2 separate regions of the Homo sapiens genome follow, and region 2 is linked to region 1. A link is a loop called in an ENCODE intact Hi-C map of the cell type or tissue named here. Cell type or tissue: heart left ventricle. All regions are shown on one strand. Links, peaks and the distances in the headings refer to the core of each region. The heading gives the core; the rest is flanking DNA.

Region 1 (5,382 bases), core at 298-5,297:
CACACTGAGGGGAGGTGGTCATACTGTGAGGGGAAGTGGTCACACTGAGGGGAGGTGGTCATAGTGTGAGGGGAGGTGGTCACACTGAGGGGAGGTGGTCACAGTGTGAGGGGAGGTGGTCACACTGAGGGGAGGTGGTCACAGTGTGCGGGGAGGTGGTCATACTGAGGGGAGGTGGTCACAGTGTGAGGGGAGGTGGTCACAGTGTGAGGGGAGGTGGTCACACTGAGGGGAGGTGGTCATAGTGTGAGGGGAGGTGGTCACACTGAGGGGAGGTGGTCACACTGAGGGAAGGTGGTCACACTGAGGGGAGGTGGTCATAGTGTGAGGGGAGGTGGTCATAGTGTGAGGGGAGGTGGTCACAGTGTGAGGGGAGGTGGTCACACTGAGGAGAGGTGGTCATAGTGTGAGGGGAGGTGGTCACACTGAGGGGAGGTGGTCACACTGTGAGGGGAGGTGGGCACACTGTGAGGGGTGGTAGTCACACTGAGAGGAGGTGGTCACACTGAGGGGAGGTGGTCACACTGAGGGGAAGTGGTCACACTGAGGGGAATGGTCATACTGTGAGGGGAGGTGGTCACACTGAGGGGAAGTGGTCACACTGAGGGGAATGGTCATACTGTGAGGGGAGGTGGTCACACTGTGAAAGAAGATGATCACAGTATGAGAGGTCATCCTTCAAGAGGCAAGTGCCCAAAAATCTGTTTATAATCTAGAGCAATATTTGCCTGAAATAAACTTTAAAAGTGGTTTTACGCTATTTAACCCAGTGTCAGAACAGCAGCATACAATATGAGCTCAAAATCTTGTATAATTTTAGTAAGGTAATTGTTTTTGGTTGGTTTGATACAATTCTCCAGAAAAATTAAGGAAGAAAGAGCCAACCTCATACACATTGCAGAATATATCCACGAGGCCTTACTGGTGGCACCCAAAGTTTTCAGAACCTCCCAGTACTTAGTTGTGAGAATCAGTTGCTTTTTCCCTATCACTGCCTTTATTGCTCTAGTTTAAATCTGAATTCCTGCAACCCTCACTGACTGCTCTTTCCAATGTGTGCATAATCTCCAGCACCCCGTTGTGTCTTGCTTAGCCAAGTGGCAATGACTTTATGCCTCCATATAGCTTGAGTCTGTTTTCCTATCTATAAGCTCTTATCACTAGTAAGTTAATAATCCAACAAAACCCTGCAAGGAATTGCCTTTTCTATTCAAAATAGAAGGAATTATTGGAAGTTGAAATAAATGTACCATCAGAGTCCACAGACTCTTGATCTAGGGTGATGTTCAAGAATCACAGTGTTTGGAAAGCAGCCAGCTCAACCCTGGGGGATGTGCTTTCTAGAAGTACCCTGCTCTGGAGGGCAGATATGCAGTGGTGAAGCAAATATAGCAGATGTTAACTGTGGAGTCCAGGTGCAGGTGTGCAGGTGTTCAGTGGACAATTCTTCAACTTGTCTCTGAAAATTTTTATAATGAAATGTTAGGAAAATCTCTACTACACTGTACCTATGTGCAGCATAAGATTCTCAGCTTCAAACAACTTTATTCTTTCTGAGCCCTACCTTTTTAAATATATCAATAAAATTTGACTTGATTGTGAATTTATTCTAAGGTTTTAAAATCCCACTTCTTGGGAATTATAAGCAAGAAAACTTTTCATATAGGACCTTTCAAGTAAAAAGGTTTAATCACTCCTTTTTTTTATTTTTAAATTTTTTTATTTTTAAAACAGAGGCAGGGCGTGGTGGCTCATGCCTGTAATCCCAGCACTTTGGGAGGCCGAGGTGGGCAGATCACCTGAGGTCGGGAGTTCAAGACCAGCCTGACCAACATGGAGAGACCCTGTCCCTACTAAATATACAAAATTAGCCAGGCATGGTGGGCCATGCCTGTAGTCCCAGCTACTTGGGAGGCTGAGGCAGGAGAATAGTTTGAACCTGGTAGGCGGAGGTTGCAGTGAGCCGAGATCATGCCATTGCACTCCAGCCTGGGCAACAACAGCGAAATTCCGTCTCAAAAAGCAAAAAACAAAACAACAACAACAACAAAACAAGTATGATCTACAGATGATTTTTATCTGAAAATGAAGGGCTTGAAATGACTAACCTGGATGACTCTTGAGGACATTATGCTAAGTGATATAAGCCAGTCACAAAAAAAAGTACTACAGGGTTCCACTCATATGAGATGCCTGCGTAGTCACATTCATAGAGACAGAGGTGGTTTCCAGGGCCTGGAGGATGGGAGGGTACGGAGCTGGTGTTTAATGGAGACAGCGTTTCAGCTGACGAAGATGAGAAAGTCCTGGAGATGGACAGTGGTGAGGGTTACACAGCAATGTGAATGTACTTCATGCCACTGAACTGTACACCTAAAAATTATTAAAATAAGACATGTTGTGTATACTTTGCCACAATTAAAAATAAATTTTCAAAAGCTAGAAAAAAAATGACCATCCTTGCAGAGCTGACTACTGTTGTTTTCATTCTCATGAAACTGCCGTTACAACTGTGCAGGGTCCAATTAATTTCTGTATCTGGCCTCTTACTGTGTTTTACAGGAGGAAGATCTTCCTTCCATAGAGCAGTTAGCCCATCAAATAGAAGATGAGGAAATCAACCCGACTGAGAAGCCCAGGCAATACCTCAAAAGAGTTTTTGAGGAATCCATCTACAAAACCCTGGTGGAGAGAAGCACTCTTGACTACCTGCACTATAACCGCTACCACCTGCCCATGTACGCGTGGCCAGGCATCGTTTAGTTGTAGGCAGGGTCTCCCCTTTATGGTTTTCATTTATTTAGTTCCTGGAAACGCGCTCTGTAGAAATAGAAAAGTTCTCTGCAGCCTGGTTTGACAGCGAAGCCAGCCCCTGGTGGTTTTGTTCATTCCTTTCCTTCCCTGACTTATGCCTGTAGTTTTCTATCATCCCAGTAGGTGGCACACGGCCGTGTGCCTCTCTTCTGGGGCAGGCTCGCTTTACAAATCCCAGGCATGTTCCTGTGCAGAATAATCCATTTCAGCAATAAAATGAGATCATAGTGTGTAAAACTTGTTTTTACCTTGGGTGTGATTCTGTTTGATTTCCTGGAAACTTCCGCTGCCAGTCTTGTTAGTTCTTCACATGTTTACCCAGCAGTACTTGTGGGTGATAAAAAAGAAAATGTGCCCAGAATGGAAAATTAGTAAACAGATGATGAGAAATTAAATCTGCAGTCCAACATAAGAAGCAGTGATTGTGTAGGAAAGCTTACATGACCTTTGGAAAGGAGGAGGCTGTATTTCTGTTTCAAATTGCAGATGAGGAGCATAAAGTCACAGAAAAGTTGGGTGCTCAAGGGGTTCACACATAGGTTTTAGATTAGAACGTGGTAACGTGGTAATGGGAAGTTCATCAAAGTTCATTTTCTTTGATCCTTAGCACTGTTGCTTTGCATTGAGGGGGGCGGGGTGAAGGGGTCCCTAGTACATGTCAACTCTAATGTGGATCAGAAACCCTTTTTCTTATAAATAAAGCAAATTAATTGCCCACTAGTAACTAACTGCATGGATTCAGGAATGAGGGGGAACAACACATAAGATTGTGCTCATTTATTGGGTCTCTCAGTAGACAGTGTGACACAATTTTTCACAGCAGGGCTTAAAACTGGTTTTTGTGAACAATTCCAGTTTTTTCTTCATGTGTTGTATTTTATGTAAATGTTGAGCAAAAGTTGGCACAAGATAAGGGATACACAACTATTAGAAGGAAAGTCAGAGCTGGCATTACAGCACTGTGTACACATTATCAAACTCTCTGCTGCAAACTGCCAACTTGTTGGAACTGCAAAGTTATTTGATATTGATATTTCTGCAAAATAAAATTGTTCCAGAATACTGGACTCTTGATTTTCCCAAGGCAGGCAAAAGCAAGCAATAAATGCTCCTAATTCCTTCACATGCACGTTTTCCGCAAATGCATGGGTCACTGGGGGGAGGGTCCAGCATTGGCCATATGGTACACACTGTGTCACTTGAATGGGGAACAATTGCTACTGGTCCACTCTTCAGAATTCAGACCCAGCACACGTGGAACCATATTTCAGGGGCTGGTGAATGAGTCAGCTCAAGCAACTCTCCTCCCCTGTCCCATTCCCCTGAAAGGACCTGGGTCAAACTCATAAGCAAAAGGAGTAAGTTTCTGTGACAGGTCCTGGGACCCCTGGATGCAGATTAACAGAACAATCTCGGAGGATCAACAGTTATGACTTCTGTGACCAAGTATTAGCATTAAAAAGCCTCCAGTCACATAAAAGTGACCCCAAATGACAATGTCAACCTTAATACCAAATCATGCATAAATGTGACAGTAAGTTTTCCTTTGCTGCCTTTTGAAAAAGGAGTGTTAGTGCTCCATAAGTATCACAGCAGACTTGAAAATATCTAGAATATATTTTAGTGTACAAAGTATATTGGGTGACATTATTTTAATCCTTATCTCACACTTCGAAAGTGGGTAATTTACAAGCTATTTAGCATAGATGCTAAATAATTTCCTGAATCTAAGAATCTTAGCATATCTGTTCAGACTTGAAAACTTTATCACTGAACAAGTTGCCTAAGAATAAAAGAGGAATTCAAGAGTTGTTGGTTATAACTTGCAATTGACTATTCTAAGGGCTTTGGGAAAATAACGGTGAAGATAAAGCCTGGCTTTTAAAAGGAAGGGCTTGAAACAGACCAATATTTGGACTTGGCTTGCACAAGGCATGAATTCCGTAAGTGGATTGAATGCTTGGCGTCTCTACATATTTCAGCACTTGCTGCTGAGCTGGGGACATCTTGGGCTGTAAGCCTGATCTTGGAATTCTACAGTTTTAAGCAAAGAATATTAATCAGAAAATACCAAAGTTAATTTTCCAAAGTTTTATTCCCCCAAATCACATGCAACAACCCCGCCTTCTGATGCCTCTAATTGCTCTCCCAACAGATGTCAGTTTTTAATAAAGAGTGTAACCACCGCCTTTCCAAAAATGGCTTATTATGGTTTTACTACACTCAAACATCACAGGAGGGCAAGAGAAAAATCAACGATGAAGTGAGGGAGGGAAGGAAATATGGCATGGAGCATAAAATGTAAAGCCAGCCAATCAATATTTACCCTTTCAAGAGGGAGAGAGAGAGAGGAGGGAGGGAGGGAGGGAGGGAGAGAGAGAGAGAGAGGGTGCGCATCCGAGTGAGCCAGTGTTAGCCAAGAAGCAGGGAGCAGGGCTCGAAAGTCGCTGAGCGCCGAGTGCGAGGAGCTGTTGATTGTTTTCTGGTTGAAAGAAGAAGTGATGATAAGGCTGGGATAAAGTGAGCGCCGGCAGGGGCGCAGAGCCCGCAGCTGTATGCTAATGCTCA
Region 2 (5,382 bases), core at 57-5,056, 92 kb after region 1:
TCAAGTTTCCTTTTATCTTCACAGAAAAACAGATGCAAAATGTCAGGTACTTGGGCTTTTTAAACTAAAAGGCTTAGCAAAAGCAGCTAGCCAGCTAATGTGGGCATTAAGATTATTTTTCAATCATACTTTCCCCTGTCACTAATTAATTCTTCACTTTTTCAGCTATTGTTAAGCCCTTAACTTTTTTTTTTCCCCCGGACCTAATTAGCTTGTGATGCACATGAACTTGCATGTCTGCTCCAAAGATATCTTTTGAACTCATGGGGTAGAATAGAAATCATTTTGATATTAAAAATTTCCTATAAATATATGCTGTTGTCTGGAACTTATTAGGTTAGAATGACCTATTATGTCTTCCAACTTATACAAAATATAATTTCATTAACAGTAATTGACAACTTTAGAACAAGAATGGCCCGAAGACATGTGGTAGCTACACCTTACAGCAAGCATTAGAGGTCAGCAGTAGTCAATGGGGATGCCCTGCTCTGCTGCCAGAGCCATGACTGTGGATTCTCTGTATGCCTTCAGATGATACTCTTATTTTCATCCTCGCTTCCTGGGCTTTGATTTTCTCTTTCTCATTATACATGGCCTTTATGTAAGCTCTTTCAAATCTATTTTAGAGAGAGGTAGAATATAAATGGATTCCACATATACAAATAAATATCTTGCTAGCAAAAAGACAGAAAAATCACTGTGATGGAACTGCGTCCTCAACTATTTCTCAAGGCAAAAGCACACTAACTAACATCAATTAGATGCTTATTTTGGGATGGACTCTAAGTGGGATATGCCAGTAAGAATATTTAAACTTAATATTTTCACTGCTTTTTAATTTGGAAGCTACATGTATTTAGGTGTAAGAGATGTACACATGGTATCAAAACGGGAATACTTTCCATCCTAACTTAACGATAATTTTGTTTTCATATTTATTCCATACAATCAAGGTTTAAAAGGCTAGGATTCACTTGGTAACAATAATGAGAGAACAAGCTAAAACTAATTGGAATTGCTTCACTTTCTGAAAGCTATATCATTTTGATGGTCTCCTATTCTTAGGTCAAAAGTGTGCACAAATGAGAAACAGCAGGCGGCCATAGAGTCAGGTTGGTCTGGGCTCTCATCCCAGCCCTGCCCTGGCTGTGGGCCCCAGGCCAAGACCCAGCTTCCTCGAGCTTCACTCTCCCCATCTGTGGGTTAACACAGTCCCATTCTGCAGGGTTGTCGCCAAGAGTGAGAATAATGGTCCAACAGTCCTTCTGGGTGCCTGTGATCAGCCTGCGCTTTTGCACATCGTGCACTGATGTTCCAAACTGCCTTTTGGAGCTGAGTTTACTCTCTGGTCCATTGGCTGATGAGAAAGCATTTTATCAGTTACATGCAGACACTAACTACTGACCAAGAGTTCAGGCTCAGCAGTGTCTCCACTTCTGTCCTTAGGTAATTATTTGAATACTCCAGTGAATTTTGCCCTCATTTCATAAAAATGAGTGGTAATAGGATAAAATAAAAGTACTAGTAGGAGCAACAACAAACATAGCTCTCAAACTCAAGGCAGTGAAAGCAAAACTAGAAATCCTCACATATGCCAAACGTGGAGAATTTTAAGTGCCTAATAAATTTTTAGGCACACCAAATACACACCAGCTTATTTCCAATGGCAAAGAGCAAAATTAGAGAGCATGCTTGAAAAATGGCATCAAAACTGGAATATAGAAAGTGAGGCCCACTTAGAAATTTTATATATTTTTGTTTCATTTTCAGAGAATAGAATGCCCTTTATAAGTTAGATGTGCATTTGAATTCCTATCTGTAGATCAGAAAGCAAAAACTTCAGACTTAAACATGAAACCAAAATGAAACATCAATTCTGAGTGTCTAGCCTGCTCCCCAAAAGACATCTTTTGGGCTTCCAAAAAGTAATCTATTTTTAAAAAAATCTATATTACCCTCTTAGGTTGAAGTTCCTTTATAAATTCATTCATTTGCCAAATTCTGATTGCAAAAGTGCTCATGTGCCAGACTGGCTACAAAACACTTACTGATCCATAATTAGAAACTGCCTAATCATTTCATGGTTGCAATTCCTGACTCTGAAATGTTTAAATAAAATGTTCAGTAAAAGGTTATTTATAAAAGAACCAATATTTTGATCACTACTTCAAAGGGAGGCCTGATTGTGTAAATGCAAATAACTGCCTTATTTTAGTACTTAAGGTCTCAGATTGAATGTAGCTATCTATTAGCACAACTGATCCAAAGTTTAGGAGGGACATTCTTTTAGAAGATCCCATGTATTTATTTTCTAGTTTGAAAAATGGACATTTTAATATAAATTTATAATCTAAATTTCTGTTGCCAGAATTTGGTTAAGTGGGCCTTATTTAGTATACTAGAAGAGACTATGCAAAATCATATTCCACAAAAGAATCAACATTCTCTTATAGCTTTAAAATACTATAATGTGAGCTTGAAATGCTCCACACCTGAATTGATAAGAGCATTAGGCAGTAGTTTCTATGAAGCTTTTAAAAGAGAAAGTTAACTTCTACTAAACAATTACAAGTGTTCAACTAATACAGTGTCTTCTGACCGATTTTCTAATAACAGCTTTTAAAATAAATCTACCAAACTGTTTTGACTCTTCCAATGTAAAAAAGAAATTGAAAGTTAAAGCTTAAAAATTCCCCATATAGAGAGGAAATAAACTTAAAATAGAAATTTAAAATAACTTCAATCCAAAGTAAAGCAAATCGTTTCATACACTTTCAGTAAGTATAACAAATTTTATATAGTGACCCAAAAGTCACCATTGTAGAGCTTTGCAACTCAAGACGTTTTAGCTGGAGGGGTTAAAAGTGTGGGTGTGGAAGTCAGCTTTTGTTTGAAAAATTAGCAATGCTATGAGTCATCGTGCATTAGCTGCAGAAGAGTTTTGCATCTTGTACGAATCCAGACACCATATGCCATGCGAAGGCCTATTACTTTATTCGGTGCCACCGCTGACAGGCAGCCACGTGGGTATCCCCAGCGGAAGGGCTGTCTCCTCCCGGCGGCGAGGACAGGAACCCAGTGAGCTGAACACATCCGACATTGTACGGAGCAGCAGGAACAGCTGGTAAGCTAGCAAGCGGCAACGGCCCAGCGAGGAGCGTGGATGCTAATGAGCCTGGCGACAATGCCGGCCTTCAGAGGGGTAAGTGCAATGTCGGCCGGCATGTTCCCACAACAGCCTCAAGAGTAGAATCTGCTCGTTCATGCCTTCAGTCTCATTAAAGCATGATACTGGTATTTGTGGCTTATCAAAATCAGCTGTAAATCACAAGTTATAAATCCGACCAACAGATCCAACATGATTTAAAATGTTGCACTGAAATGCAAGTAAAATTCCACAGGCATCTTTGGGTCCTGATGGAGAGGTGTTGACCAGGCACTGGGGTGGTGGGGAGCCGTGAGTTGATGGCACAGGTGGAGCAGCTGCTGCTGGTTCAGGTCCTGGTTACCATTCACAAAACTGTGTGGCCTCAGGCAAGTTATTTAACTTTTCTGGGCTTCTGTTCCCTCAACTATATTTTTTAAACATAAAAAAGTTTGTGACATAATAGATTGTGTTAAGACATTGCATTGCGTTTGCATAATACATTAAAATAGGATCATAATTGTGCCTTCCTGATAGGATTGCTTAATAACTGAATAAAATATGTGAGGTTCTTAGTGCCTGGGACAGAGCAAAGAATGGTGCAGCTAAGTAAACAGATGTCTCTCCAGGTGACCCAAGAGGACAGCTCCAAGCAGCTTCACCTCCTGGTCTTGTTCTTCTCACACAAGACAAGACAGTAGCACATCTCCTTATGAGTGAGGGGTCTATGGCATGAGATGGGGGAAGGTGTCTGGCAGACACAGTGAGATGAGACAGCGATAAGAAGGGGAGGGAGTGATGTGTGCACATCTGGGTGCTGTGGACCCCAATCTGATTACTGCGGGGGGTGGGTTTGGGCTCCTAGCAGCATCTGAAGCTCCAAGATCACCAAGTTTCTTGATGGTTCCAGGTTTACCAAAGGCTCTTTTCCGCTGAAAGTCGTTTACTTTTTCTGAATGCTCCTTTCTTCCATCAAGTCCCTGTGACGCCTATTCACCCTCCAATTGCCAGGTCACAGGCCCTCTGTGGGACGCCTTGAGGCTCTGGGCTGCACTCTGCATCACAGCCATGAGGAAACTGTGCACTGCTCTCTTCCCTAATGTGCTCTGTATTCAACAAAGAGCCCCTCCAGGGTGGGCACCGGGCCTTCCATTTGTGCACCCACAGCAACAGCACAGTGCCTGGCATACAGGAAATGGCCGATGGGTATTTTGTTGAATGAATGAGTACACTAACGAAAAAAATGCTTTTGGACTTTTCAGAATTGGTGTCTAGGAATATGAATGAGATTATCAGATTATCAGAATCAGTTGATTATTTTTTGTCAAGATTTTTTTAAGCCCTAAGTAAAAGACATTTTACTGAATGATCATCTCCAGCAAGAAATGCACCTTGCACCTCTATATCGTAGGGCAGGATGTGTGTAAATATGAGAGAGAACTACCTGGTTCTTGGAGAAAAACTTGTTTCTCAGAAGTTTTCCTGTGAGCTAAGCTCAACTTAAGGGGTTCTCCGAAGGTGTTATCTGTACTCTGTGAAAAATGGAAAGGATGCAGTGGCCTGTGAGGTGCAGATTAGTGAAAGTGGCCTTAAAGGTGAGATGATCAGCATAGAGTTTAAAAGGCCACAGAGCTCGAAACAAAGATTACATCCCAGGAGAGACCTTTGTGTAAAATACAGTGTGTCATTCACTAATGAATTTGAGCATGTCTGAATTTGGAAACCAGTCCTCTCTGACCGGCAGGCAGCTGCTGAGGCTCTCGCACACAGCAGGCATGACACTCGTGGCTCTATTGGCCACTGCTGCCTGCTCCTTATAGGACCAGCACACAACAGTGGCCAGAAACCCTGGTTCAAACTTGTCTCCCACATATTTGCTTTCTTCAGATCAGCCCTTAACTTTACGTTGTATCCTGAAATCCACAGATAAAATCAAGATAACTAGATATGGGAATGGAATGAGGATTGGAAGCCAGGTAAAGAACTGAAGAGGCTTTTCCTGACTCCCCACTCTGCCTTCCAAGGATGCCACAGGGGTAGTTCCAAAGCTAATCCCTAGGGGAAGCTCCTTTGGCCTCAGTGGTCCAGGGAAAGACAGATCTTCACTCTCCAGCCTCTCACTTGGTCACAGCCATTCAAAGACGGTAGTGACATCCAATGTTCATTGTCTTCTAATGATGTTTTGTGGGAAAGTACATGCTAGAGTAAGAATGCTCTTCAGTTACTGGCATTTC

The links. Hi-C counts contacts between places; a loop is a spot of excess contacts. Peaks named below come from ENCODE experiments on the same cell type or tissue, not always from the same donor. Only the 100,000 strongest peaks of a DNase experiment are listed, where the experiment ranks them.
Region 2: a loop joins it to region 1, with 2.3 times the contacts of the local background. A loop is called at or near these places in 9 of 110 quality-filtered maps.

The regions. Positions count from the first base shown.
Region 1 is chr20:20,357,648-20,363,029 of GRCh38, forward strand. It overlaps CFAP61 (cilia and flagella associated protein 61), which reads left to right. Exons shown (of 27, transcript NM_015585.4): 27 at 2,563-3,051. The coding sequence ends at 2,763. Among named protein-coding and RNA genes, the nearest start is that of INSM1, 7.8 kb to the right of the region's middle. RefSeq lists an enhancer at 2,798-3,092 and a silencer at 2,798-3,092. In heart left ventricle, for the core only: a CTCF peak has its summit at 2,916 (motif pointing right); no DNase peak of the experiment used is centred there; H3K27me3 peaks cover 1,971 bases.
Region 2 is chr20:20,449,462-20,454,843 of GRCh38, forward strand. All of the region lies in intron 37 of RALGAPA2 (Ral GTPase activating protein catalytic subunit alpha 2), which reads right to left. Among named protein-coding and RNA genes, the nearest start is that of INSM1, 84 kb to the left of the region's middle. RefSeq lists an enhancer at 3,309-3,418. In heart left ventricle, for the core only: no CTCF peak of the experiment used is centred there; DNase peaks (open chromatin) are centred at 1,170 and 3,100; H3K4me3 peaks cover 638 bases; H3K27ac peaks cover 226 bases.